2 separate regions of the Homo sapiens genome follow, and region 1 is linked to region 2. A link is a contact called in ENCODE Hi-C or POLR2A ChIA-PET data. All regions are on one chromosome and are shown on one strand. The core of a region is the stretch at or near the end of the contact, and the rest is flanking DNA. Distances in the headings are between cores, read along the strand shown.

The links. A loop is a pair of places that touch in the nucleus more often than their neighbours do. ChIA-PET counts read pairs that join two places held with the same protein, here RNA polymerase II (POLR2A). Pooled maps may share reads with other maps.
Region 1: a loop to region 2 is called in a map of Calu3, with 3 times the contacts of the local background. The contact joins two enhancer-like sites. A Hi-C loop is called at or near these places in 4 of 168 maps with a recorded cell type or tissue (Calu3, GM23248, Panc1 and 1 more) and 3 of 50 pooled maps. POLR2A ChIA-PET finds 5 or more read pairs at or near these places in 6 of 52 experiments (CD8-positive, alpha-beta memory T cell, Caco-2, GM12878 and 3 more).

What each region holds. Positions count from the first base shown.
Region 1 is chr11:59,784,198-59,790,588 of GRCh38, forward strand. It overlaps STX3 (syntaxin 3), which reads left to right. Exons shown (of 11, transcript NM_004177.5): 3 at 2,840-2,939; 4 at 4,676-4,750; 5 at 6,322-6,389. Among named protein-coding and RNA genes, the nearest start is that of MRPL16, 23 kb to the right of the region's middle. Within about 2 kb of position 2,959, at least 13 of the 41 ENCODE cell types and tissues checked have a DNase peak (open chromatin) inside an H3K27ac peak, as active enhancers do; they include HCT116, where a contact is called at or near this core.
Region 2 is chr11:59,542,883-59,548,793 of GRCh38, forward strand. LOC102723575 (a long non-coding RNA gene) reads left to right here. Exons shown (of 4, transcript XR_950136.2): 3 at 2,915-3,093. Among named protein-coding and RNA genes, the nearest start is that of TRV-TAC1-1, 4.9 kb to the right of the region's middle. RefSeq lists an enhancer at 2,156-3,355. Within about 2 kb of position 2,614, at least 2 of the 41 ENCODE cell types and tissues checked have a DNase peak (open chromatin) inside an H3K27ac peak, as active enhancers do; they include HCT116, where a contact is called at or near this core.

The DNA of each region.
Region 1 (6,391 bases), core at 1,709-4,208, 240 kb after region 2:
AAATAATTTTCCAGATGAGAGAATTTCTGTGACAACCAATCTGTTGAACATGCAAAATCTAAGTCCTTCATGACTTGTTAAAATTTAAAATTTGATAAACTCATTTAAAAATGTTTAGTGTGTTTTCTTCTAGAAAGCCTTTTTCCCTCCCTCAATCCTGTAAAACAGTGTAATTGCTTTGGCAAGACAGTTATGTGGTGGAACTGGAAACCATGGTGTGATGCAATGACATGAGTTCTAAGAGGGGCCAGTAGATTCTGAGGTGGTCACACCCCTAGAGTCTGTGAGTGTATTAGTTTGTTTTCATGGTGCTGATAAACACATACCTGAGACTGGGCAATTTACAAAAGAAAGAGGTTTAATGGACTTTCAGTTCCACGTGGCTGGGAAAGCCTCACGGTCATGGCAGAGGTCAAGGAGGAGCAAGTCACGTCTTACATGGATGGCAGCAGGCAAAAAGAGAGCTTGTGCAGGGAAACTCCTGTTTTTAAAACCATCAGATCTTGTGAGACTTACTATCATGAGAACAGCACAGGAAAGACCCACTCCCATGATTCGATTGTCTCCCACTGGGTCCCTCCCACAACACATGGGGATTATGGGAGCTACAAGATGAGATTTGGGTCGGGACACAGAGCCAAACTGTATCAGTGAGTATCATAGGTTGTAACAGAGGCCTTTTTTATAGCTGGGTAGGGCTGGAATGCTGCTAAACAGTACAGATAATTAAAAAAATTAACTCTTCAATCTAATGGAAAAAAGCTTCCCAGTTGGAGTGTGGAGGGCACTATTTGCATGCTGTCCCTACCACTAGCTATGTGACCTATAATTTCTTTAAACTTGTTTCCTCATTTGAATAATGGTACTGGTCCAGTCTTATAGGTTGCTTTGTAAACTCTTAAAATGCTTCACAAATATTTGGGTAGTTACCTGTATGTATGTTTACACTCCCATGATATTATTACATTGTAATTTTATTCTACATCTTTCAGCAAGCAGCTCTACTCTTAAACTCTGGCACATCTAAGCCAATATATTTATAGAGGGGAAAATCCTGTGCTCCAGTGGCAAAAGTACTGATTTGAGGGCTAGAGAGCTCAAGTATTGTTTCTCCTATTTTCTTTCTTTTCCCTTTTTTTTTGTTTGTTTTTGAGACAGAGTCTCACTCCGTTGCTCAGGCGGGAAATGCAGTGGCATGATCATGGCTCACTGTGGCTTCAACCTCCCAGGCTCAAGGGATCCTCCGTTTTAGCCCCCTGAGTAGCTGGGACTACAGGGGCATGCCACGATGCCTGGCTGATTTTTGTATTTTTTGTAGCGACGGGGTTTTGCCATGTTACCCAGGCTGATCTTGAACTCCTGGGCTCAAGTAATCTGCCTGCCTCGGCCTCTCAAAGTGCTGGGATTACAGGTGTGAGCCATTGTGCCTGGCCTCTCCTATTTTCTATTGAATATGAAGAGCTATAATCAGGTTTTGAAAAAGGTGAAGTGTCCACAGGAAAAGAGGGATGCTGGAAGCTGCATATGCATTGAGTTTTATTTTTGTTGCATCTCAGATGTTAGGATCCTACTGTATGACATTTTACAAGATTTCTGTTTGTCAATTGTTGCAATGTTGATGTGCCCTTCACTTTGAGAGTGAAGCAGATAGACCCTACAGGTGCTGAGGTCTCTCCTTCCTGCCCTGCTCCCTGTACATAGGCTTCCACTGCAGCAGGGCTGTGGTACCAGTGGCATGGGCACCTATGAAGCGGGGAGCTGAGGCTGCAGTCAAAGCTCACACAGGAATGTCTGACAGTGGCGTTCTACCTGGGAATGAAGTGCTGCTGGAAATATTTTATGATACTCACAGCCTTGTACAATCAGGAGCCTTAGAAATATGCAGAAATGGGCTGTGGCTCGAGCTACTGGGTCCTGATCGTCTGAGGAAATCAGTTAGTACAAGAACATATGTGTCCTAGAGAAGCTTGGGCTGTCTCCTGAGACCTTCATTGCCTAGTATCTCTCTTTTTCTCTCCTTGTTTTCTTTATCTGTTTCTTTCTTTCTTTTTTTTTTTTTTTTGAGGCAGTCTCGCTGTGTCGTCCAGGCTGGAGTGCAGTGGTGCGAACTCGGCTCACTGCAAGCTCCACCTCCCGGGTTCACGCCATTCTCCTGCCTCAGCCTCCCGAGTAGCTGGTACTACAGGCGCCCACCATCACACCAGGCTAATTTTTTTTTTTTTTTTGCATTTTTTAGTAGAGACGGGGTTTCACTGTGTTAGCCAGGATGGTCTTGATCTCCTGACCTCATGATCCATCTGCCTCGGCCTCCCAAAGTGCTGGGATTACAGGCATGAACCACCGCGCCTGGCCTATCTGTTTCTGTCTTTCTCTTCCTCTCATTCTGTGTTTTTCACTCTCTAGGTTTGTTCTTTTCCTTTCACTTCTTTCTTTCCTTCCTTCCTTTTTCCCCTCTCCTTCATCCTCACTCTTTTCTGTTCTCACTTTTTGGGCTTTAAGGCTCTGCCTGCTAAGGTCTGCTGATTCTCCCCCTCTGATCATTCTTCATGGTTTTTCTTAGCTCTTCTTGACTTTGGCCTGAATCCTTTCATCCAAAGTGGGTGAATGTATTACTCTTAGGGAGCAACAAGTATGGATTTTTAACAACTGTTCTGTTGAGATTACTTTATCTGACCATGGAAAGGGTACTCACTGGGCAGCTGAGGACTTTAAGTCATTATCTTCTTCCACAAACCCAGAAGATGGGCAGCTTTCACCAGCAGCTCTGCCAAACGTTTATCTCAGCCATGGACCTGTACTTCCTCTTTGATGATGAAGGTTATTGTCTTTCTGATTATAGATTGAGGAAACTCGGCTTAACATTGACAAGATCTCAGAACATGTAGAGGAGGCTAAGAAACTCTACAGTATCATTCTCTCTGCACCGATTCCAGAGCCAAGTGAGTGTTTACTTAGAACTGAGTCATCCAACAATCACCCTTTCCTTGGAGCTGAGCCAGCCTTGTTTTCTTGCCCTTCGTGAGCAGTAGGGAAGTGTACAAGTTACAGGGCACTAGTGTACATATTATCTCATTTCCCTCCCCTTTACCTTACCTGAGCTCCTACTGCCTGGCCACAGTCAAGGTTTTGTCTTCATGGTCCCACTCCAACCATTTAGCTAGACTTTCCTGTTTCCCAGCTAGTCCCTCTTCCTGACTGGCGACGATTCCCACTGCTGCTTACATACCCTGTGCCCTGTCCCTCCTCTGAGCCTCTGCGTGTACTATTTCCCCAGCCTGAACTGCTTTTCCTAGCCCTCTTTCTGAATCCTACCAGATCAAGTCCATTTTTTCTTTCCATGAGGTGTTCCAAAATGGTTCGAGTTCACAGAAATTCCTTCTATCCCTAAACTCCTGTTTGTTACCACCACCTAGGCAAACGTTTTTTCTCCCCTAATTGTTTGCATGGGTGTCCAACCTTTTGGCTTCCCTGGGCCACATTGGAAGAAGAATTGTCTTGGGCCATACATAAAATACACTAACACTAACGATAGCTGAAGCGCTGAAAGAAAGGTTTGTGCATAATTTTCCTGATATCTGCCACTACAGATAAGCAAAAAAATCCGTGCGTTCCACGGTTTGGACACGGGTGGTTTAGGGCTATATTTTTGGTTCCTTAAGAACAGGGAACAAGCCTGACACTGTCATTCCACTCTTTCATTTTTCCCATGGGCCCTCTTACCTAAAGACTGAAGTGGGAACACTTTAGCAGAGCATATGGGCATTGTCTTGATCACATTCCTGCCTTCCCAGCCAGCCTGTCTCCTGCCATCCTCCTCCTGCTTCCCACGCTTCAGCCAGAGCAACTCTGTCTGGTTCCCCAGGCATTTCCTGTTCACTCATACCCTTTACTTACTGTTTCTTCTCGTGGAATTCCTGCTTTTAGTCTCTTTCTCTACCTGGCCAACTCACAGTCCTTGAGACTCAGTCCTGCTCATCTCCATCTTTAGAGGCTTTTCCAGATCCCTCCAGGCTGTGCACACCTTGACCAGAACTCATACCTTACTCCACGCTGCATATTAGAGCTGCTGATTTATTTCTCCTTTGTCTCCCACTAGACTCTAACACCTTGCAGGAAAAATCTAGATCTTCTTTCTGATTCCATAGTTTCTAGCTCTGTTCCAAAGTTGTAGTAGGGGCTGAAGGATGGCTTTTGAATGAATGGTTATAGCTAACACTTAGTTTGCTCCATACAACCTAGGATGTGTGTAGTAGGTATGTCATAAATATTTGCCTCATTTTAAGTTGATTAGCCTTGGTTGAAATCTATTTTCCCCATAAGCTCCCTAGAACCTTCTCAACCGAAGCTCCCGTGGTAGGCTCTTTCCTCTAAAAGCAGAGTTTCCACAATTTTATGTGCTGCAGGATTACTCAGGAGGGTTGAAAGAGCTGATTTTGTGGTTCCAACCCTGGGTATTTTTATTCTGTAGACTGAGATGGGGTGCCTGGAAAATGCCTTTAAAAAAATAAGCACTCTGTGATTCTAATGACAGATGCTGGGGAGTGCGTAGGGATAAATACCATTCTGGGCAGTGGATGCCCGATAAAGCTCCCCTCCTCTGATGATGATTGCTGTAGTTCACAAAGGAATCAGTCCTCTCCTTTCTAACGGATTCTGCCTGCCTTTATTTACCCAGAAACCAAGGATGACCTAGAGCAGCTCACGACTGAGATTAAGAAAAGGGCCAACAACGTCCGGAACAAACTGAAGAGTAAGAAGGGAACAAAGAAAACAAGGCCGTCCCCACCACCATCTATCTCAGCTCCCCTAGGGTCCAGCTTTCCGAACTGAAACTCCTCTTGATGGAAGTGACACCACTTGGTCCATCTTTGCTTGTGGTTTGGGCTCTGTCCCCGCAATGATCCATTGTAGCCCCAGAAATTTACCTTTTCTTAAATCCTGACTGTACTGGAAAGAGTCCAGAATTGAAGCTAGGAGATGAGAATTAAAATGTGCTTTCAGCTGCTGAGTAGTTTTGTGACTTGGTCCTTTAACTTAGTCTTTCAACTTGTCTCTCTTTTTTTTTTTTTGAGACGGAGTCTCACTCTGTCCCCCAGGCTGGAGTGCAGTGGTGTGATCTCGGCTTATTGCAACCTCTACCTCCTGGGTTCAGGTGATTCTCCTGCCTCAGCCTCCTGAGTAACTGGGACGCACCTGGCCCATCAACTTTTCTCTTATTGGTCTTATTTCCCTGGCAACTACATACTTTTTTTTTTTTTTTTAAGACAGAATCTTGCTCTGTTGCCCAGGCCAGAAGGCAGTGGCTCAATTTTGGCTCACTGCAATCTCTGCTTCTTGGGTTCAAGTGATTCTCATCCCTCAGCCTCCCAAGTTGTTGGGATTACAGGCATGCACCACCACGCTCAGTCAATTTTTGTATTTTTAGTAGAGACGAGGTTTCGCCATGTTGGCCAGGCTGGTCTCGAACTTTTCTGGCCTCAAGTGATCCACCTGCCTGGGCCTCCCAAATCGCTGGGATTCCAAGTTTGAGCCACAATGCCCGGCCACCTACATACATTTGAATAGTCATTTTAGAGATATATAAATGCAAGAGATATCATTCAGTCTACAGATATTTCTTGGTGGGCTAGGCATACCACCTTCCCATACCCTCACTCCCCCCATTTGGGAGAGTATAGTTCAATGAAGCTACTGTCATAGATTCAGTTCTTCCAGAGCCTAGAAGGTTTACTTAGTTCTGTTGCTAGAGCCTGCATTCTTGCCCAGTGTATTTGGTGCATGCATGCTATTGATCAGAAGAGAAAGCATTATTGCTCAGCTCAATTTACCATTTCTTCCCCCCAAGTATATTGCAATAACTATTTTAACTGGAGGAGTCATTAGTAGCAGATTCCAGTAATAACAGTGATAGTGCACCTGCCATTGTGCTAGGCACTTTATGTGTCTTCTCATTTAATCTTCACATTAGTATTGTGAGGGAGGGACTGTTATTCTGTTTTACAGATGAGAGAACAGGTACATTAAGAGGGGTTAAGTGGCTTTTTCAAAGTCACACCCAGTAAGTGCCAGGGCAAGGATTCAAGCCTAAGTCTCATGGTGACCAGAACCCATGCTGTTAACTGTTATGCCAAAACCTGGTCATCGTAAAGGCTGTGGAATGCACGTCCTGTGGCTCATCTGGGAGCTGACCTTTTGAGGTGACACCTACCTGTTACATCTCCGTGGGCTGGATGTGTGGGAATGAGTGAGGAAGTTTCACTGAATAGCATGTTTCTTGGAGGCGGAGATAGGTTGCAAGTATAACCTTCCTCTCCTCTTTAGGCATGGAGAAGCATATTGAAGAAGATGAGGTCAGGTCATCGGCAGACCTTCGGATTCGGAAATCCCAGGT
Region 2 (5,911 bases), core at 1,364-3,863:
ATTAGCCGGGCATTGGCCGGGCATGGTGGCTCACACTTGTAATCCCAGCACTTTGGGAGGCCGAGGTGGGTAGATCACGAGGTCAGGAGTTCGAGACCAGCCTGACCAGCATGGTGAAACCCAGTCTCTACTAAAAATACAAAAAATTAGCCGGGCGTAGTGGCACGTGCCTGTAATCCCAGCTACTGGGGAGGCTGAGGCAAGAAAATCGCTTGAACTCAGGAGGCGGAGGTTGCAGTGAGCCGAAATCTTGCCATTGCACTCCAGTCTGTGCCACAAAGCAAGAGTCGGTCTCCAGAAAAAAAAAAAAAAAAAAGCCGGGTGTGGAGAATGTGCCCCTATAGTCCCAGCTGCTTGGGAGGCTAAGGCAGGAGGATGGCTTGAGCCCAGGAGTTGGAGGCTGCAGTGGGCTGTGATTGCATCACTGTACTCCAGCCTGGGTGACAGAGCAAGACCCTGTCTCTAAAATAATATAAATAATAAGTAGCAAGATGCCCTGACCTCCTTCACCTTCACACCACAAAACTGAATGGGCCTGGAAGGGTTGACCAGTGCCACTGAGGCTGCAGCTGAAGTCAAGAAAGCATTGCAGAAAAAAATTGTATCCAAACTGTCAAGAACAGGGAGTAGTTGGTTTTATTTTATTTTATTTTATTTTATTTTATTATACTTTATGTTCTAGGGTACATGTGCACAAAGTGCAGGTTTGTTACATATGTATACATGTGCCATGTTGGTGGGCTGCACCCATTAACTCATCATTTAACATTAGGTATATCTCCTAATGCTATCCCTCCCCCTTCCCCCCACCCCAAAACAGGCCCTGGTGTGTGATGTTCCCCTTCCTGTGTCCAAGTGTTCTCATTGTTCAATTCCCACCTATAAGTGAGAACATGCAGTGTTTGGTTTTTTGTCCTTGCAATAGTTTGCTGAGAATGATGGTTTCCAGCTTCATCCGTGTCTCTACAAAGGACATGAACTCATCGTTTTTTATGGCTGCATAGTATTCCATGGTGTATATATGCCACATTTTCTTAATCCAGTCTATCATTGATGGACATTTGGATTGGTTCCAAGTCTTTGCTATTGTGAATAGTGCCACAATAAACATACATGTGCATGTGTCTTTATAGCAACATGATTTATAGTCCTTTGGGTATATACCCAGGAATGGGATGGCTGGGTCAAATGGTATTTCCAGTTCTAGATCCTTGAGGAGTCGCCACACTGTCTTCCACAATGGTTGAACTAGTTTACAGTCCCACCAACAGTGTAAAAGTGTTCCTATTTCTCCACATCCTCTCCAGCACCTGTTGTTTCCTGACTTTTTAATGATCACCATTCTAACTGGTGTGAGATGGTATCTCATTGTAGTTTTGATTTGCGTTTCTCTGATGGCCAGTGATGATGAGCACTTTTTCATGTGTCTGTTGGCTGCATAAATGTCTTATTTTGAGAAGTGTCCGTTTATATCCTTTGCCCACTTTTTGATGGGGTTGTTTGATTTTTTCTTATACATTTGTTTAAGTTCTTTATAGATTCTGGATATTAGCCCTTTGTCAGATGGGTAAATTGTACAAATTTTCTCCCATTCTTTAGGTTGCCTGTACACTTGATGGTAGTTTATTTTGCTGTGCAGAAGCTCTTTAGCTTAATGAGATCCCATTTGTCTATTTTGGCTTTTGTTGCCATTCCTTTTGGGGTTTTAGTCATGAAGTCCTTGCCCATGCCTATGTCCTGAATGGTATTGCCTAGGTTTTCTTCTAGGGTTTTTATGGCTTTAGGTCTAACATTTAAGTCTTTAATCCATCTTGAATTAATTTTTGTATAAGATGTAAGGAAGGGATCCAGTTTCAGCTTTCTACATATGGCTAGCCAGTTTTCCCAGCACCATTTATTAAAGAGGGAATCCTTTCCCCACTTCTTGTTTTTGTCAGGTTTGTCAAAGATCAGATGGTTGTAGATGTGTGGTATTATTTCTGAGGGCTCTGTTCTGCTTCATGGGTCTATATCTGTTTTGGTACCAGTACCATGCTGTTTTGGTTACTGTAGCCAAGTTCGTTTTAAAGATAATAATGAGGGTAGGGGAGAAGATACCAGAAAGACGACAAGGGCTGGGGCACCAGGGAAGGGAGGAAATGAAGCAAAAGATAGGCTGGAGAGGGAGATGAAATCTCAGAGGGCTCTTGTGGGTGAGGAGATGGAACGTGACATTTACACTTTAGAGAAGTCACTCTGTTTGCTGTGTGAAGCATTGATTGGAGTGTGCAAAACTGGAGACAGGGACACACTTGGTATTCCAGGACAGAGACGACAGAAACCTGAACTAAGTAGCAAAATGGAGGAGAAGTCGTTGTGAAACCGCCCAATGGGCTCACCTTACCCACTGCCTAAACAGAGCCGATTCCTCAAGACAGGGGAATCGCAATAAAGAAATAGCCATTCACGCAAAGCCGGCTGAGCGGGAGACCGGAGTTTTATTTTTACTCAAATCAGTCTCCCCGAACATTTGGGGATCAAAGTTTTTAAAGAGAATGTGGTGGGAGTGCAGGAGCAGTGAGTTGGAGAGTGCTGATTGGTTGGGTCGGAGGTGAAATTACGGCGCGTCCCTGTCTTCCTGCGCTGAGTCAGTTCCTGGGTGTGAGTCACAAGATCAGATGGGCCGGTTTCTCGATATGGGTGGTGCCAGTTGATCCATCAAGAGTAGAGTCTGCAAAACATCTCAGGCACTGATCTTGGGAGCAGTTTAGGGAAGGTCAGAATCTTGTGGCCTCCAACTACTTGACTCCTAAACCGTAATTTCTAATACTGTGGCTAACTTTAGTAGTCTAGTCTCCAGGCAAGAAGGGAGTTTGTTCTGGGAAAGGGCTGTTATTGTCATTTTTTAAAACTATAAACTAAGTTCCTCCCAAAGTTTTTTCAGCCTGCGCCCAGAAATGAACAAGGACAGCTTGGAGGTTAGAGGCAAGATGGAGTCGTTTAAGTTGGACCTCTTTCACTGTCTCAGTCATAATTTTGCAAAGGCGGTTTCAGTTGCAGACAAAAGGATCCGCAGGCTCCAGTGACTGTCTGCATGGCGGGAGAAAACACAAGGTAATCGCTCAGTGTCTGGCTGGAGTCCTGGGTAGATGGTGATATCATTCACCAAGAAGGGAAATAACAGAAGGAGCCCATGTTTGGGGGGAAAATTATATGTTCTGTTTTAACAACTTAGGCTATGGGTTGAATTCTGTCCCCTTGAAATTCATATGTTTAAGTCCCAACCCCCAGTACCTTAGAACATAACTTTATTTGGAGACAGGATCTTTACAGAGGTAAAGTTAAAGTAAAGTTAAGATAAAGGTAACGTTAAAATGTGGTTATTAGGGTAGGCCCTGATACTATATAATTGGTGTCCCTTACAAAAAGGGGAAATTTGGAGACCAAGATGCCCATAAAGGGAAGACGGTGTGAAGCGATAGAGACAGAGGACAATGATTTACAAGCCAAGGAGCAAACAGATTTGATATGCTTAGCAATTAGCATTTTCTAGAAATGTCCCCAAGGAAAAGCCTTATTGTTCTACGCAAATTGAACCAGACTTACCTGGCAATACAATAACAGTAGATGACATTTACTCTGTGCTTACTATACACAGATCATTTAATCCTAGCACTTTGGAAGGCTAAGGTAGGCGGATTACCTGAGGCTGGGAGTTCAAGACCAGCCTGGCCAACATGGTGAAACCCGGTCTCTACTAAAAATACAAAAATTAGCTGGGCGTGGTGGCAGGTGCCTGTAATCCCAGCTACTCGGGAGGCTGAGGCAGGGTAATAGCTTGAGCCCAGGAGGTGGAGGTTGCAGTGAGCTGAGATTGTGCCAATGCACTTCAGCCTGGCCTGGCCAACAGAGCGAGACTGTCTCAAAAAATAATAATAATAATAAATTAATTAATAATAAATAAATCTTCTCCAGAATCATGTGAGCTATTGTCCCCATTTTAGAGGAGGAAGCTAGCCCATAGCAGTTAAGCAACTAGCCCAAGGTCACATAGACTGGTATATACTGTGGTAAGTTCACACAACCAAGAGGAGATAACACTGAACCTCGATTTGGCTCTGGGGTTGCCTGTGTTGAATCTCTGGAGTCTACACCACACTGCCCAAAACTATGCTGTTTATGAGAAGGGAACTAACCCAACCTAAGGAACGCAGGAAAGCAGAAGGGAGTTTGATGAACTCAAGGAGGATGTGCAGGAAAGTCTAGGTCAGCAGAACTTCTGGAAAGTTCTAAGGAAAGGACATTAAGCAACATGTTACAGGCAGGACCAGCTTCATTTCTGGAATTGTTGGGATTTTACCAGGGTGACCGATTTATGCATACACACCTAGATTATCCAGAGTGCTATATAAAATCCCTTTAAAGAAGTCCATCTTTCCTATCTCATGCCAGTTATAGAAATTTCATATGGATCAAAGTGGTACCGGAAAGGGGTCCCAATCCAGACCCCAAGAGAGGGTTCATGGATCTTGCACAAGAAAGAATTCAGGGCAAGTCCATAAAGTAAAGTGAAAGCAAGTGTATTAAGAAAGTAAAGGAATAGGACAGGCGCGGTAGCTCATGCCTGTAATCCCAGCACTTTGGGAGGCCAAGGAGAGTAAATCACCTGAGGTCAAGGAGTTCAAGACCAGCCTGGCCAACATGGTGAAACCCCATCTCTACTAAAAATACAAAAATTAGCCCGGCGTGGTGGCTCGTGCCTGTAGTCTCAGCTACTGAGGAGGCTGAGGCAGGAGAATCACTTGAACTCAGGAGGTGGAGGTTACAGTGAGTCGAGATTGCACCACTGCACTCCAGCCTGGGCGACAAAGCAAGACTCCATCACCAAAAAAAAGAAAAAGAAAAAGAAAAAGAAAAAAAAGCAAAGGAATAAAGAATCACTACTCCTTAGGCAGAGCAGCCCACTAGGGCTGCTGGCTGTCCACCTTTATGGTCATTTCCTGATTATATGCTAAACAAGGGGTGGATTATTCATGAGTTTTCTGGGAAAGTGGGGGACAATTCCCAGAACTGAGAGTTCCTCATCTTTTTAGACCATATAGGGTAACTTCCTGACATTGTCATGGCATCTGTAAACTGTCATGGTGCTGGTGGGAGTGTCTTTTAACATGTTAATGCAGTATAATTAGCATATAATGAGCAGTGAGGGCACCAGAGGTCACTCTCTTTGCCATCCTGGTTTTGTGGGTTTTGGCCAGCTTCTTTACCACAGCCTGTTTTATCAGAAAGGTCTTTATGACCTGTATCTTGTGCCGACCTCCTATCTCATCCTGTGACTTAGAATGCCTTAATCTCCTGGGAATGCAGCCCAGTAGGTCTCAGCCCTATTTTACCCAGCCCCTATTCAAGATGCAGTTGCTCTGGTTCCAAGGCCTCTGACAGAAGGTTGAAACATTAGAAAATGTTTAACTATACAACAATCAGGAGAAAATATAGAATAATTTTTGAAATATAATCTCAAAGTGAGTAAGTATTTTCTAGGCAGGAAATGTTAAAAGCCCCTCTCCTGCACCCCCCCCAAAAAGATGATGAAATTGACTTCAAAAAAATGTTTAATTTCTACATCGCACGGAATATCAAAAATATAATCAAAAGACAAATGGCAACTCTGGATACATTTGCAAAATATATCCTAAATCTGAATTTACAAAGAGCACCTAAAAACCTATTTATTTATTTATTTATTTAGAGACGGAGTCTCGCTCTGTCACCAGGCTAGAGTACAGTGGCACGATCTCGGCTCACCGCAACCTCCGCCTCCCAGGTTCAAGCGATTCTCCTGCCTCAGCCTCCTGAGTAGCTGGGATTACAGGTGCATGCCACCACACCCAGCTAATTTTTGTATTTTTAGTAAAGACAGGGTTTCACCATG